Linked DNA regions of Mus musculus: region 2 is linked to region 1. The links are chromatin loops, found by intact Hi-C in ENCODE. Cell type or tissue: left cerebral cortex. All regions are shown on one strand.

Evidence for each region. Hi-C counts contacts between places; a loop is a spot of excess contacts. Peaks named below come from ENCODE experiments on the same cell type or tissue, not always from the same donor. Only the 100,000 strongest peaks of a DNase experiment are listed, where the experiment ranks them.
Region 2: it touches region 1 in a loop (2.4-fold over the local background); 2 of 42 quality-filtered maps call a loop at or near these places.

What each region holds. Positions count from the first base shown.
Region 1 is chr1:72,873,547-72,881,546 of GRCm38, forward strand. It overlaps Igfbp5 (insulin-like growth factor binding protein 5), which reads right to left and starts at 1,319. Exons shown (of 4, transcript NM_010518.2): 1 at 260-1,319. The coding sequence starts at 593. In left cerebral cortex, CTCF peaks have their summits at 395, 2,722, 4,461 and 5,926 (motif pointing left); DNase peaks (open chromatin) are centred at 334, 1,401, 2,752, 4,476 and 1 more place; H3K4me3 peaks cover 2,357 bases; H3K27ac peaks cover 1,249 bases.
Region 2 is chr1:73,525,410-73,533,409 of GRCm38, forward strand. It overlaps C530043A13Rik (a long non-coding RNA gene), which reads right to left and starts at 4,556. Exons shown (of 4, transcript XR_373514.2): 1 at 4,264-4,556; 2 at 431-539. In left cerebral cortex, no CTCF peak of the experiment used is centred here; a DNase peak (open chromatin) is centred at 4,556.

The DNA.
Region 1 (8,000 bases):
GAGGGTCGGGTTGGGGTGGAGATGAAGTGTAAACTGGTAGAGACGGTTAGACAGCCGCCTAGGATAGCTTGCTCTGCCAGGGATTCAAGTGTGAGGTGCAAGGACCCACCCCATCTACTCTCAGGAGCTACTAGGGTCTAAGCCACTTGCTGCGCGCGCAAAGCGCGCGGGTTCCCAATCGGTCCCCGGTCCCCACCCATCCAAGGTGCCTCCCTCCCCAGCTCCTGTGCCGTGCAACTGAAACCCCAGTAGCGCTCACCTATCTTGGTTTGCTCGCCGTAGCTCTTTTCGTTGAGGCAAACCCCGCGGCCGTGCAGCAGGGCGTGCAGCGGCTTCTCCTCATCCTGCCGGGGGAGGCAGCGCAAACCCTGGGCGCAGCGCTCCGTGTAGACGCCACACGACTGTCCCTCCGCCAGGGCGCAAGTCATGCAGCAGCCACAGCCGGGCTCTTTGACCAGCTCACAGCCCAGAGGGCTGGGGGGACACATGGACAGAGCTTTCTCGTCGCAGGGTTCACAGTGCACGAAAGAACCCAGGCCTTGAGCCGGTACGGCATAGGCGGCCAGCAGCAGGAGGACCACGCTGATCACCATTTTCTCGGAGTCTGGCTTTACCTCGGGGCGGGGCAGGAGAGCGAGAGTGTGTGGAGAAAGAGGGAGCCTGGAGATTTTTTTCCTTTTAAATCTCTTGCAGGTAGAGCAGGTGCTCTCCCCCAAACACTTGCAAAATATGAGGCAAGGAGGATTCAGATGCCTGCACGCAAGTCCCAATTGCGAGGATTAAAGACTTGCAACAGGTTGGGGGTGAAAAAAAGAGGCGCGCCAGGTGCACGCAGAGCGAGCGGAGACCGTAGAAACCCCCAGGCGGGATCGGGTCAGAATTGGGGGTGGTGGTGGAGAGAACCACAGAATTGCTCACTCCAAAGCAACAGAAATAATTAGCTTGGAGGCCTTGAAAAGGGAGGAGGTGAAGAAAAAAATGGATTGGGCTTAATTTTCCCCCCTTTGCTTAAAATCTAAAACGCAACCCCACTCCGCTCGGTCTCAGCGGCCAGCTGCGCTGCTGCCGCAGAACAGGTAAGAGGCGTCGGCGGCTGACAACAAGATCGGGAAAATGTTGAAATCGAGGGGGGAAAAAGGGCAAAAACCCAGACCTCACCAAACCTGGACCCCAACACCTGCTCTGTCACCACCTCTTCGAAACCCGCAGGTTCTGCGTGAAGTCCGGAGAAGGGTGCAGACCGAGGGGGGGGGTAACAAAAAGGAACAAAAAGGGGGAAAAAAGCCCAAACAGCTTTGCAGCTCTTTCCTAGCTCTTTTAGAAGTTTCCAAAGAGACTGCGGGCTCTGGTCGAGCAGGCGCTTTTAAATAGACGGCCCCTGGCTGCCAGCCAGTTGTAGCTGCAATTTGAGCTCCCCAACACCCAACCCATGCAAGGATGCCAAGGAGCTTTGCAGCGCAAACTCACACGGGGTGGGGGTGGGGAAGAGAGGCCTTCTAGACACGGGGGCTCCCCTTCGCTCCCTACACAGAGCCCTCCTCCTCACGGAATGTACGGAAAGGGCTTTGGGGGGGGGGCGAAGACAGGCGAGCTACAGAGGAGAGTAGGGAGAAGGTGGAGGGAGGAGTGGATGGCAGTACTCTTCAGAAGCTGGGTGAATACAATGGAGCGAGTCTGTTTTCCGACAACTAGCCCGGACACTGGCTGTTAGGAGTCACATTTTCTTATTAGCCGTGTATACCCTGCCCAAGAAGTCCTTTCCAACTTTAGAAAAAAAAGTGTCTAAGAGACCACTGAAGGTTTGTCTGTCTGTGTGTTTGTGTTTGGAGGACAAGTAGTGTACAGTAGCTGGTGAGGGGCATTGAGATAAATTTAAAGAGAAAAGGAGTGCGGGCGCGTGTGTAGACCCCTCCCCCATTAAAAGGGGCAGAGGGATTATGGCAAGGGCTTGTCATTATTGTTCTGGTGGGGTACTGATTTTAGTTAAAGCCAGTGGTCATTTTCCTTCACCTATATAGATGACCAGGGAATCTCTCTCTCTCTCTCTCTCTCTCTCTCTCTCTCTCTCTCTCTCTCTCTCTCTCTGAGTGTGAGCGTGCTATGTGCACTTTCAAGAAGGGATAACGCCCTCCACCCCACCCCCCTCCCCAGCTTTGTTGGGAGTAGTGACTGAGACCCTGGAGGAAATGCTGTGGGTTGTCAGTTTTATCTGGTGTCCTCATGGACACCTTAAATGTCCTTTTAAATGGAAGGAAGGTAGGATAAAGTGATAACCTTCTTGGGTTGACAATGAGGCATTTCTGTGGGGTAGGCAGATCCTGGAGTGAGCAGGTACCTCGCTGCAGGAGACCTTGTTTAAGGGTTAATATGTACCAAGGTAGCATCCTGGAGCCTGCACGTGAGAAATCCTCACCATGCCACAGGAAGCCCCAGATCGCTAGTCAGCACTAGGGACCATTCTTCCCTTAGGAAAATGAAAGAAAACCTAATTTTTGAAAGAAGGAATATGATGGCTTTAGCTTTTTTTGTTTGTTTTAAAAATTAATTTGACATGATAGGTGGTCTGTAGACTGCCCACCACAGGTAAGAAAAGACATGATCAAGTGATGGTCTCTGGGGAGTTCTTGGGGGCAGGGCTTTTGCCCTTTCTCCAACTCTCTTCTTCCCTTGCTCTGTTCTTTTAGAAAAAGGGGCTGCATTTCATGAATTTTGCCACTAGACTGCACCCTTATCTATGATAAGAATTCTTGCTGGAGGACTGCAATATTGAGAAAATATTTCCCTTGCTGGCTCCATTTGGGAGCATCTCCCCGGGCGCTGTTCACACTCCCAGATTCTGATCCAGATTCTCGGTTCTCTGCCAATAGGCACATTTTAAGACAGGACCAAATCTTAAAGGTGTCCTTTTACACCCATTGCCAGGGCAGTTTTATTGTGTTGGTGGCTAGCAGAGGGAAGAAGAGCTGTGTGCACCAATGTACCCCCACACCCCCCAAAAAGGCAGGAGGGTTGGTTGGTTCCAAGAGCCTGTCTCTGCTGTTGGAGGGCTTGGGAAAGCAGGGAGCAACTTAACATTAGAAACTGGGTTGCATTATTTTAGAAGGGGAAGAGATCAAGTGTTATTTTCTTATTTAAGTTAACTTCAGGAGGGAAGAGTGTTAGAAAGGGGCATGGTGTGGGGATGGGCTCAGCTCACCCTGGTGTAGCATTTGAAACGAGAAATCTAGGGTGGTTCTTCTGTCCGGTTTCTCAAGAGTTGCCCAGTACTCTCAAAATATAGCCTCTAGAAGTAAATTTTGTTCTAGCTGACTTCTTGTGGCTAAGTACAGTGTGTAAGGACCAGTAAGAGAAGGAGAGGGCTCATAGAGAAGAGAGGTGGGCAGGGAGAAGAGAAGTGAGAGAGTGGGAAATTGGTCCTCGAAGGGTGATGGTGGGGTCATGGGGAGAGATCAGTGAATGACTTTCTATATTAAACAACCATGATGAGCTCCACTTCCAAAAGAGCAGAAGGAACCGAGAGACGGGCACTGCTCTTCAGGGTCACAGGGTAGGCTCTTGAGAGCACACACGAAACCTCCTTTGAACCCTGGGATCGTCTGTAGCGATTTTTATCAGTGACTGGAGAGGTGAATTTTATGCTCAACAGTCTATATGTGATGTTCAGTGACAAGCGTGCTGGGTGTTGGGGCATAAGGGCTTCCCATGAGTCCATTCTCTCTGCCCTCTATTCGAAAAGCCCTGGACTCTTCAGAAGATGGGAGGGGGGGGGACTTAATATCAACAGAGTTTCACTGAGATGACTAACTTATTCTGGACACACTGAAATCTGGTCGCACTCTCAGAGACCTCCTTAATGGCTGGCTTAGCTTTGCTGCCAGGAACGTACCTGTGTGTGGATAGCTGAGCTCTGATAAGCCTTTGGACACAATCTTCTTAGTGATGTTTGAAGTTAAATGTCATCTACCATGCTCTGTCTCCCCTGAGATCACTCTTTTATTTGCTTTGACAAGAATTAAGTGATGACCAGGACCAAGCTTCAAGAACTACAAGAGAATGAAAGATTTGTGCTGTTTGTCTGAACAACATTCAAAGGGCTTTCGTTCAGGAAGCTTACCAGACCTCCATAAGCCAGCTGTTTCTCCAAGATTTTGGAATGATTTCTAGGGCAAGGATGGTTCCTGATAACAGGGTTGGGGAAAGCAAGTTAACTATTGTCTAAGAGAGGTTTATTCATCATTGGTTCCACTTTCAAGATCTGGTCATTGACTTTTTCCCCACCAGATACATGCATACAGAGAGACCAAGACCCATCAGGAAGACTAATGCCACTGTCTTATCTGGATCCTACACTCTGGTACTTTTAAAAACAGGCACCCAGTCTTCAAGTCCTTCTACAGTAAAAGAAGTTGAGCAGGATAGAGCCAGGCAGGGTAGGGAGCAGCTCAGGACTGCTGTGGTGTAGTGTCATCACTGAAGGCTAGGTGGCAGAACAGATACATCACTGAAATCATGCCTCTACCTCCTTTCATGCAGGAAGAGGAAGAAGAAGCAGAGGAGAGGCAAATGAACGAACGAACGAAGAGCTTTAACAATGGGGTTAGGTGCATGGGAGAGACATAGCCTTGCAGAGGGGCATCCTTGTGTGCCTGCACCCTTTGGGCTCACTTTCATGCTGTCAAGCCTGCCCACTCTTTCTGGTGTTAGCAACACACATGCCTGAGTTACTAAATGTCCTTCTAGCAGCCCCTCAAGATTTACCCTGAAGACAGGTTCCTCCAGCTTGGAATATGGTGACGTTTCGTTCATCAGTACAAGCCCTAAAACTTCTCGGTGGTGGTCTTCATTAAAAAGCACACTATCGTCTCCCTTTACTACGAGTTCTAAGATGTTAATTCATCTATTTCACGCAGTCCAAACACATAGCTGTCTGCTCAGAACCTCTTGCCATCGTGGCTCGGGACTTTCTCAAGAATAACACGGTGTTGCAGGGGCTCACGGGCTCCACCCTCTCCGGTAGTCTTCTGGCAGAGGCAGGCTCTCTCCTCAGATAGCTCTGGGTTCCTTTGCACAGTGGATTCGTAGGTTTTATATGACATTTCTTATAGAAAGGAGGATGACTTCTAGCGTCAAACCACGTGCTGCTTTAAAGTTCAAGTTTTATAAGTGAGGCTCGCTGCAGCGGGCAACTTAACCGGAGTTGAAATTGACCCCCGAGGCGGACTGTTTTATAAAAGAGCAGAAGCCAGCCGTGACTCAGAGTGATTTGTGTCCCTATGTGAGCAGTATATGCATCCATGGTTTTACGGATTAATGCTTAGGAGTTGCTGGAGCCAATCCAGGCAGAGAGGGGGCTAAGCAGAACTCCACAGAGACAGTTTGGGCCTGCAGCCCCCCTGTCTCTCAGACCACGGGACCTGGCTTGTTTCTACAACGGGCAGCTCAGAAGCCCCGTTCACTTTGGAAAATGAGATTAACAAGGAAAAGTGATCCGTTGTGACTTCGAAGACAGGATGGGGAGGTCCGGCTCTGGAGGAGAGAGAGAAGTGGGTAGGGAAATGGAGTAAGAGGAGAGAGACAGAGGGTTAACTGCTTGAAACGGGTTTAATGAGCGTGAACTATGGAAAGGCCAAATAAAAACCACAGAGCCTTGTGGAGGACAGGTTTCATCATAGTTCAGCGGGGAGAGGGAGTGTGGGCGAATTTATGTGAAGCAGGAGAAGACCTTCCTCAGGCTGCCTTCCTTTTAGTTATTAGAAAATGGTTACAAGATAACAGATTTTGGAGTCTTAAACATAAAATCTGGGGCTTGGGGAGATGTCTCAGCAGTTAGCAGCACGAGCTGCTCTTACAGGGGTCTAGGTTGGATTTCTAGCACTCATGTCTGACAACTCCAGCTCCAGGGGGTCAAGCGCCCTCTTCTGGCCTCTTCAGACATCACAAACATATGCACCCCCATCCACTGTAATGAAAATAGAAATAAGTCTTTAAATAAAATCAATTCTGACTCTTATTGTTAGCCTTAAAATCGTATACACTCTAAATATGCACAAATATGCAACGTCTTAATCCCCAACCAAAATTCACTTAACAACTTTTAAAGGAAACTCAAGTCAACAACTCAGCCATTAAAAAAAAAAAATCAAACATTCTAGCACAATACAATCTGAAGATTGTGTTATTTCCTCATTTGATGCTGAGGAAAGACTGTAGGAAAATATTGTTTTGGGTTTTTTTCATAATGAAATCATTTCAGTTCTGTAAGAGAAGACTGCATGGGTACAGTAAAGTCAGTGCGCTTAACTCGGAGTGCACCATAGTCTTACAGTCAAAGCACTGTCAAATCCATCAAAAATGCAAATAAAGTCAACCAACGCTCCCATCCCTACAAAACAAGTGACAATACTAATTAATATGTTGGTTGGTATTAGGCTGAGGTCTTGCTGGAAAATATGTATCAATATTTGTGATTGCAATTTAACTGTTACAGTGTAAAGTTTTTGAGTACACATGTTGATGTACTGATCCATTATTTAATCCTTCGGTTACTCCCTAACCAGTACTGGAGTCCTGCCTTACACAGTGGTTAGGTTTTTGTTGTTGTTGTTGTTTTGTTTTTCGAGACAGGGTTTCTTTGTGTAGCCCTGGCTGTCCTGGAACTCACTCTGTAGACCAGGCTCAGAAATCCGCCTGTCTCTGCCTCCCGAGTGCTGGGATTAAAGGCGTGCACCACCACGTCCGGCATTGTTTTGTTTTTCCAGACAGGGTTTCTCTGTATAGCCCTGGCTGTCCCGAAACTCTCTCCATAGACCAGGGTGCCCTTGAATTCAGAGATCTACCTGCCTCCGGCTCCTAAGTGCTGCAATCAAAGGTGTACACTCCCACGACCTGGTTTCACCGTGATTAGTTTTAAAGCCAGTTTGCAAAGTGAAATTTGGGTATAGTCAAAATTCCTACAGGGAAATTCCTTCAGTCATGAGAGAAATAGAACCAGCATTTTTACAACCTGACTCCCGCCGCGGTCACGTGGGCTCTTTCCCTGCTATCTCAGTGGGGAGTGGACCTGGCTTTGATGTTTTGTTAGGGGAAAATGTTCTTCTATAGTGAGATTAGAAGGTGATCGTCCAAAGTGATCTAAGGTGCGTTCAGTCTTCAAAACCACTTAAAAAAATGAAACAGAAATGCACATCCTTGTGTAACTTCCAAAGAATGCATCCAGGAACTCTTTCTTCAACGTGAGTCGTGTCCCTGCACACATGGTGTCGTGGAACTGAATGTGAGGCCTGTGGGAAACGTGGCGATAGTAAAAGGTTTTCAAAAGTGCAACGATTAAAAAGTAACTCACAGTCAAACGTGTAACAAATCCAACGTGCGTCTGGTGGTACTCATCACGCATTGCATCACGGGACTTTACCACAGCTCTTCTGAATCTACAGCACGCCAACTTCATACTGAACATACCGTATTGGCACACACACCAGTGCACACTGCATGAAACACATCGGCTCAGATCTGAGACTTTTGTGCATTACGCATTAAGTTGACTTTACTGTACACACAGTTTTCTTCTCTTACAGAAGCATAATGGTTTAATTGTGGAGAACAAAGACTTTTAATATTTTCCTATCATGTTTCCTCCTCATCAAATGAAGTGTATATCTGGGTTGTGTTGTGTTAGAATGTTTTATTTTAAAGATGACTGAGTTTTTTGGCTTGCATTGCCTTTAAAAAACTGTTAAGTGACTTTGGGTTGGGATTAGGACAGAATTTCCAACAGTTTCTGAAATGGCTGTAAACATACTTTTTATCATGAATTTCTATGGCGTGGTGTTCTCAGCATTTACAATTGTAAAGTAAAAATATTGATCAATTCTAAAAAATATTGCAGTTGCTCAGTGTCCTTCAGTGTCAAGTGGTAAGATTTAATTCATTATGTAAAAAAAGCAAACATCTCTCTCATTTCTATGTAGAGTTTCTTTTGTCTTTTTAAAAAAATATTTTAT
Region 2 (8,000 bases), 650 kb after region 1:
ATCTCCCCTAATGTGGTGGTTTGAATAGCAATAGTCCCTATAGGTTCAGAGATTTGAAGGCTTGGGTACCAGGGAGTAGCACTAGGAGGAGGTGTGGCCTTCTTAGGGTGGGTGTGGCCTTATCAGAGGAAGTGTGTCCCTGGGGGTGGGCTTAGGGTTTCAAAAAGCTCAAGAAGGGCCCAGGGTCTCTCTATTCCTGTAGAACTCTCCGTTTCCTCGCCACCATTGTCTGCCTGCACTCTGCCCAGTCCCAGCTGTGCTGATAATGGACTAAATCTCTTAACTGTAAGCCAACTCCAGTTAAATGTTTTCCTCATAAGAGTTCCCGTAGTCATGGTGTCTCTTCACAGCAATAGAACAATGACTAAGTAACCTTACTCACTACTAACTGGTAAAACTTTTGTTTATATGAACACTTGTTTACACTCACATTTCTGGAAGTTCACAGCCTGGAGCTATGGACCTCTTCCCCTCTCTGCTTCTTTAAGAAACAGCCAGTTGAGAAAGACTGAGGTTGAGGAAAGGGCACAATTCACGACCTGTGGTAGAATAAAAACCAAATGAATTCCCCGCACCAGCTTGCCTTCTAGCCCAGTTTGGGTTCTGGAACATCCTTTTGAGGGAGAAGTCATTGACCGGAATGGCTGCTTTTCCTTTGTTCCTCTGTCCCTTTGTGCTGCTGTGCACCTGCGTTTACTCCTTCTTGCTTTCTAACACTGCTGAACTTCTGCTTCACAGCCCCTTGCTCTGCTCCAGCAGCGCCCCACCCACCCACCCCCACCCTGGTACACACACAAGCATTTACAAACACAGAAAGATTCCGAGAAGAACTAACAAAATCTCAGAGAAGAAAGCATAGGAAGTATTCATGGGGTTTGGTTTTTTTTTCTTCAAAACAACATGTTCTTTGATGATTTCCTTTCATATTTTCTTTGAAGGCACAAGTAACAAAAATATATGTATATTATATATGGATGAAATTGAAATTTTGGTTCTCAAGTAATAACACAAACATACAAAGTGGAAATACAAGCTTTGTAATGGTAGAAAATAGTTGTAAGCATCTATTTAATCAAAACTTCTACCCAGAAGATATAAAGAACGCTTTAGATGTAAAACCTTTTAAACCTTTTAAGCATCAAAGACTGTAAATAAGCATTGTTCTAAAAAAAAAAATAGAAATCTAAAAATGGTCAATTAAGTTTATGGAAGAATGTTCAGTGTTGTTAGTCATTAAGAAAATACAAATGGAGGGCATACCCAGAAATTACCCACACCACTGAAATGGCTCCACTCGGTGATGGGTGACAACTGTTAAAGAGACACCTCAGCCATTTCTCCCAGGTTTGACACTTAACAATCATAAGTGCTGATAAATGTATAGAGAAATTAGAATATTCCTGTATTGCCAGCAGGTATGTGGTCTGGCGAAGCCACTTGGAAGAAAAGACAGCATTTAAAATTCCCCTTCAAGTTATTAAACATGGACGCTGCCTTATCAACTAGTGATTCGATTTCTTTAACTGAAGTTGCATCACATATGTACATGTGTGCCGGCACATTAATAGCAACAGTGCTCACAATATCCAGAAAATAAAAAGCATCATGCCATTTACCAAGTGATGGACAACTGACCACAAGGTGTATCTACACAAGTCAACAATACCTGAAAATATAGACTGAAGTTCTAGAACATGGTGCACCATGGAGAAAAACCTAAAGCATTATACTAAAGGAAAGACTGTTAGCATTGGGTCTAAGCTCCACCCCTCAGTCCCTGGCAACACCAGGTAGGCCTGACCCACTATAAAAGGGGCTGCTTGCCCCCTCTTTGCTCTTTTTCGTGTTCTCTCTTGCTCTTTCTCTGCTTCCCTTCTCCCCCCTCCATCCCCTTACTCCCCTCTCTCCACAAGCTCATGGCCAGCCTCTACTCCTCTACTCTTCTACTTATCTACTCTCTCTCTACCTTTCTCTGCCTCTACTACCCTGTTAACTCCCCTCCCCGTGCCCTTAATAAACTCTATTCTATACTATACTGTCCTGTGGCTGGTCCCTCAGGGGGAAGGGATGCCTTGGCACGGGCCCCACTGAGGCACCCTTCACCACACCTCCATAGAACATATCTCCCTTCTCTTTGTCTTTTTGTAAACACATCAAAGACACCATCCAAAAGTGGACACATGAAAACATGTCTATGAAATCTATAGCAACAGAAAGCAGATTAGTGATTACCTAGGTCTTGTGGGTGGAAGTGATGGCAAGAACAAATAGTGATAATTGTGGGAGCTTTGTGAGAGGGTGGGAACAAAATTAGTCTATGCTTGGATTATGTCGCTATTTTTACTATCCTATGAATTTTTTAAAAGACACTAAATTGTTGACTTTAAGTGACTGAAATGTGTGTGTGTGTGTGTTTGTGCATTTGTATGTGTATGAATTTTATTTTAACAGGCTGTTTAAAATGTGTTGTTGGAGGCCTTTCTGTCTGCCGCGTAGAACTCAGTTATGTATCCTTGCATTTCTTTGGGAAAGGTCAATTGTCTTACCATGAGTTGAATTCTAACTCTAGAGAAATATCAAGTTACTGAAGCAATAGATATATGTTCCTTAGAGAGATCATTTCAGTACAGTGAGGTGTTTCCCAGGGCGTGTGGTGCTAGCTGTCCTTGGAAAGGCTGGTTTACATCGAATGCATGGGTCTTGGGAAGCCTCCAGTGTTCAAGCATGTTTTCACCCACAGTAATCTTGCCGCCTCTCTCCCACTTCGAACTCTCTTCCCACTTTTTACTTTGTTTCTGCCTAACAACCACTGTCCAAATATAACTTCTCTGCCAGGATTCCAAGGTGAAATGTGATCCAAAGGTTCATGTGTTTGAACCCTTGCTCAAAGCTGTTTTTCAAAGGCTGTGGAACTTCTAAGGTGAGTGGCCTCCCTGGTAGAGGTGGGCCCCACGGGCAGAATTTGAAGGTTGACCTGCTTCCGGTTCCAGCTGCTCGCTCTGCTTCCTAGACTGCCGCCACATGAGGAGTCCTGACACAGGCTCTTGTCACATGGTGCTGCTTTCTCATCTCTTCACCACCATGATGAACTATAAGATCTGAAATTATGAGCCAAGATACATCCCTCACATTTCCTCTGTGGGGCACCCCATCATGGCAATTTCTAAACAGCTAACTAGTATCTTTTGCACAGACATATATGTTATTTATTGCTATTGAACACCATATCCTGAAAACCTGTGGCTTTAAACAAACAGAAATAATAATGTGTATTGTCTCAGTTTTATTTAGCCCTGGGACCTGGCGTCAGCTTACCTGGGTGGCCCAGTCCAGGTCCTCATTCCACTGTGGTAAGCTCAAGGTGTTGGCAAAAGCTTCAGGCATCTGACAGTTGGACTGGACCTGGGTGTCTGTTTCCTGGATGGCTCCATTCCATGGGGTTGGCAAGAGTTCCCCATTATTGCCACATGAGCCTCTTTATAAATTGCTTGTGTATCCTCACAACAGAATAGCTAACTTGCCCTACTGCAAACAACCCCAAGAAAAGAGGTAAAAGATGGTGCCTTTACTCTGCTAGCTCCCAGAGGTGAGTATCACCCTTCCTCTACCTTTTTGTAGAAGTCACTAAACCCAGCCACCACTCTCCAGGAGACAAAGTTGAGTACCTACTTTTCAAAGACACGGTTAAAACAAACTCTTAGGAAGCCCAGTTTAGAGCCTGACAACACACTTTGCACAAACACATTCTCTTGTCTGGTACTCTCTCCTGCCTCATTCAATTTGTGTTTTCTCTATAGCATTACTATCATTATCTCTACTTGCCCATCTTTTGACTTAAGATCTAGGACAACAGGAGATTATACATTTTTCACACTCACTACTCTATATCCAGAAGAGTTTCTGGATAAGTTGGCTCAGTGACTGCCTGGTTTCCTGATCAGATGAATGTGAGTTGGGGGAAGAGTCATGGGAGCACACTCAGCCATGGAAACCAGTTACAATGGATCCAAACCTAACACATTGCCCAAAACTTTAGCTTAACAGAATTCTAATGATTTAATTTTTAATATTAATATAGTTACAATTCACTGTTAAGTCACCATGTGATAATAGCTGAGGAAATGGGAGCCTTCACAGTCCCCCCACTAAGAAGTTTCTGCTTTTCAGACTACAACAAACTCTACTAACCAAAACAAAACTTAGGAAAGTCTTTCCTTGTTCCACATGGAAAATAAACAAACAATGGCAACAACAAAGTCTCACCTCTCTTCTCAAGGATCAGCATGAGGCTTTGGGTGGTGGCAATGTCTAGTGTGCCCACAGTGCCTCAAGGTCACAATGTACTGCAGTGGCCAGGAGCCAGAGTTTAATGCAAGCCGTCATCTGAAATTAGGAATAAAAGGTCCCACATGATTCCTTGCTGACTTGTTGTATTTATTCAGAATTTAGCAGCATCTTTAGCTGAATGTTGATGTTCCTTGGCTCTAGAGAATAAGGAAATCCGCATGCAATTAGGAAGCTGACAGTAATGGAAAGTGCATGGGATTAGGAGACCAAAATACATTGCTAATTTGCAGAAAGCCTGGCTTTCCATATCTATAAAAAGGCACAGCCAGACTGATGAGGGTAGAGATAATTTCAAATTCCTATTCTGATTGGATTGTGTTAGAAAGCATGTAGATATCTTAACATCTCTTGAAGAGTCTTTGCCAACTTCTTACCAGAAATGTCAGTGAGCATCGTCATGTGTACAACTGGATCTCTCTCTCTCTCTCTCTCTCTCTCTCTCTCTCTCTCTCTCTCTCTCTTCTCAGTCTAAGACAATGGGATTGGGACACTCAATAAAAGAAACACACACAAAAGGTTAGAAGTATCAAATACAAACTCCCCACTTCAGTGCCATGTGAGGCAAGGGATGATTTCAGTAGATAAGGAGTATGGCTCCCAGCTGTCTCTTAAGAGCAGCAACAACTCACACTTAGGGCAATGCTAGTTCAGGGACATGTTCAGTCCATCAGCTCCTAGCATCTCATTGCTGTCCTTGGTGGCCTACAATGAAGCTCCTAAATCAAGGACTAAAGAGGCCTTGGTCTTTAGGGAACCCTGGGGCCTGAGGAGCAACCTCACTAAATTCCTTGCCCTGTCTGCTGGGACAGACAGTCGTGAGGACAGAACAGGGACAGGAGTTACTGTTGGCCCTCTAGTTAATTTTCAGAGGGAATAAACACCCGAGAGTGTCCATCTGTGCACCAGCCCCTGCAGCAGTAGAACAAGCAGGGCAACTGTGGAAAATAATGGCCCACTCTGTTGAGCCACGCCCCCAGGCAGCTAGCACCCTTCCCTGCTGTGGTGGCAAAAACAAAGGGCAGGGCCTGTCTCCCTCAGGAATGTCCAGGGAATTATATGCTAGCCATAGGTTTGGGTCTGAGGGCTGTGTTACAGTCCAAGCAAAACTCTTTTGGCCTATTGGATAAGGGGGACCTTTATATGTCCCCCCTTTGGGACTGTGATCTTTAAAATCGTGTGTGTGTGTGTGTGTGTGTGTGTGTGTTTGTGTGTGTGTGCCTATATTATATAGAGATATAGATCAGAATCGAAGGAATTCATATAGTTCAAGACCTCCCTGTTTTAGACAAAGAAGCAGCACTTTGAGGGGAATGGATGTATCCACCACAGCATGGGCACATAGTGCCTCTGAGCCCTGATTAAAACCGCTGGCAGGGCGAAGGAGCTTAGCAAATGGAGCACACAGTCCACTGTATTATTGGGCATGGATTATTTACGAGATTTAGTGCCTATTAAATGGGAGTCATCAAGCCTGGGTATAATTTAATGTCGTTTGTTAAAATGACACTGGGAAGGGAAGAGGTCAACAGTTAAGAGACTCCACGTCTCATTTCAGAGGAAAATTCAGTTATAGTGTCCAGTGAGTAATTAGGCCCGTTCCTTAGGAAAAGGGCTCCAAACAATACATAGTGACTATCAAAGCTCTCAGAGTGACTGAAGCCTTGCAGAAAGGAATTATTCAGGAGAATGGAGAGCAGAGCATGCAGGTGCGTGAGAAACAGAGTGAAAATGAACTGGGGAAGCTGCGGGTGGCAAAGGAGTTGGGGACAGCCTACAGCAGGGCACGTAGAGCCAAGGGAAGCCACTCTTTCAGGATGCAGAGACCAGGAGGCCATGCTAGCTTACCCACACTTTGGAACATAACTCTCCCCTGGCCCGAATGAGGTAGAAACATCTCCAGAACTCTTGCCCCGTATTGCCCTGCTCAGTCCCTAAAATGAGGCTGAGATCCCAGACGTCAGTGCTCTCAGCTGGAACCCAGGGCGGATGCCTCTATCAGCTCTTCCATGCATTCCATCCACCATTCTCAGTGTCCCACACTAAGAACCTAACATGCAGGTCTGTCTCTTCAGGCTGGCAGATAGACCAACATTTATTAAATCACAGTCATACAGAAAAGTAGGCTAAGGCAAGGAAGAGATACTTCCAGCAAATACCTGAGTAGACACTACTGTGTTTTCAAAGCATCCCCTTCTTCCTGAACTTGGCAAAGCATCATTAGCAAATAGGCAGTGTGCTTCTGCTCTGCTCTGCACCTCAATTCAATTAACAAGGGAAACTGCGTGTTTCCAAAGAAATGTTGAAGCTCTGAGGAAAGGCAGAACATGACTGTGAAGCCCTCAGGGTCAGGACATCAGATAAGCTCTGCAAACTGAAGAGTCGGAAGAAGACAACATTAAGAGCACAGGGCTGAAAGTAATCAGATCTGAGTCCTAAACGTGGTCCTGACTGTAGTGAGCTGTGGGGTATCCCCAATGAGGAAAAGTCTCCTAAGCAAAATCTTGGCCAAGCCTGGGTTAGATGTGAACAGCAAGTAAGACACCATTGCTAACGGGGAGAAACCCCAGGATGACAAAATACAAGAGCTGAATTAATGGAGGGGAAGAGAAGTGGGAGAAGGAGGAGCGGAGCTGGAAAGATGAAAAATGAGTTTTAAGATGCATAGTTATGTAACTGACACCTCAGGCAGGGTGCAGGGAAAGGAGGAAGATGGCAGAAAGCCCTGGGCTTTCATTTTCACCATCAGGTGGGAACACATGGACACGGGATGGGGCCCAAAAGCTGGAAAATGGGAGAAGGAAGCAGCGGGACAGAGTGAGCACTCGGGGGAGCCAGGGGAGGCTCTATTTGATGAATAGAGGGAACTCTGTCTTTGTAAAGGTCAGATCATGTTCAGGACTACTAACCCAGCAAAAGGAGAGATGAGAGAACCAAGTTGGCTGCTTCAGCACCATGCTCTCTATGGGCTTTGTTTTCATCTACTTGAGCGAGACCAAGTTAAGTGGATATTACAAAAAGACTTCAGCCTAGTCAGACATGCTGTTCAAAGATTAACTAAATGCAGAAAATGAAGAAAAACTAGATTCTCATGGGAGGAAAATGCCATAATGGGAGAATTTGGCAGGGTGTGTGTGTGTGTCTCGCACATATGTATATATAAATGTGGAAGCCCATACTTGATGTCAGGTGTCTTCCTCTACCACTTCCCACCTTATTTTTGAGACAGGATCTCTCAGCTAACCTCAAGCTCCCTGATTCAAAAAGACAGGCCAGTGAGCTCCAAAGATCCTCCTGTTACTTACCCAGTGCTAGGATCACAAGTATGCACACCACGCCTGTCCTTTCATTTTTAAAATTGGCCAGCTTTTCTGTTTGTTACTGTGGTGCCGGAGATATGAACCCAGGTGAGCGGCCCTGTGTGCTACTTTTTTAAAAATTGCATTACAAGATTTTTCCAAAAAAATTATATTATTTTTAAGATTGTTTAAGTGCAAAGGTCAAGTCTTTCTCATTTTCCCTATGTTTGATGTCAAGAAGAATAGAGTGCACTCGAGGGTCCTAAAGACAACTGTCACAAAAACACAAGCACAAGATACTTGGATATTTAGTAAACAGGTATGAGGAAAAAAATGCCAAGCTCTTGGATTCTTCAT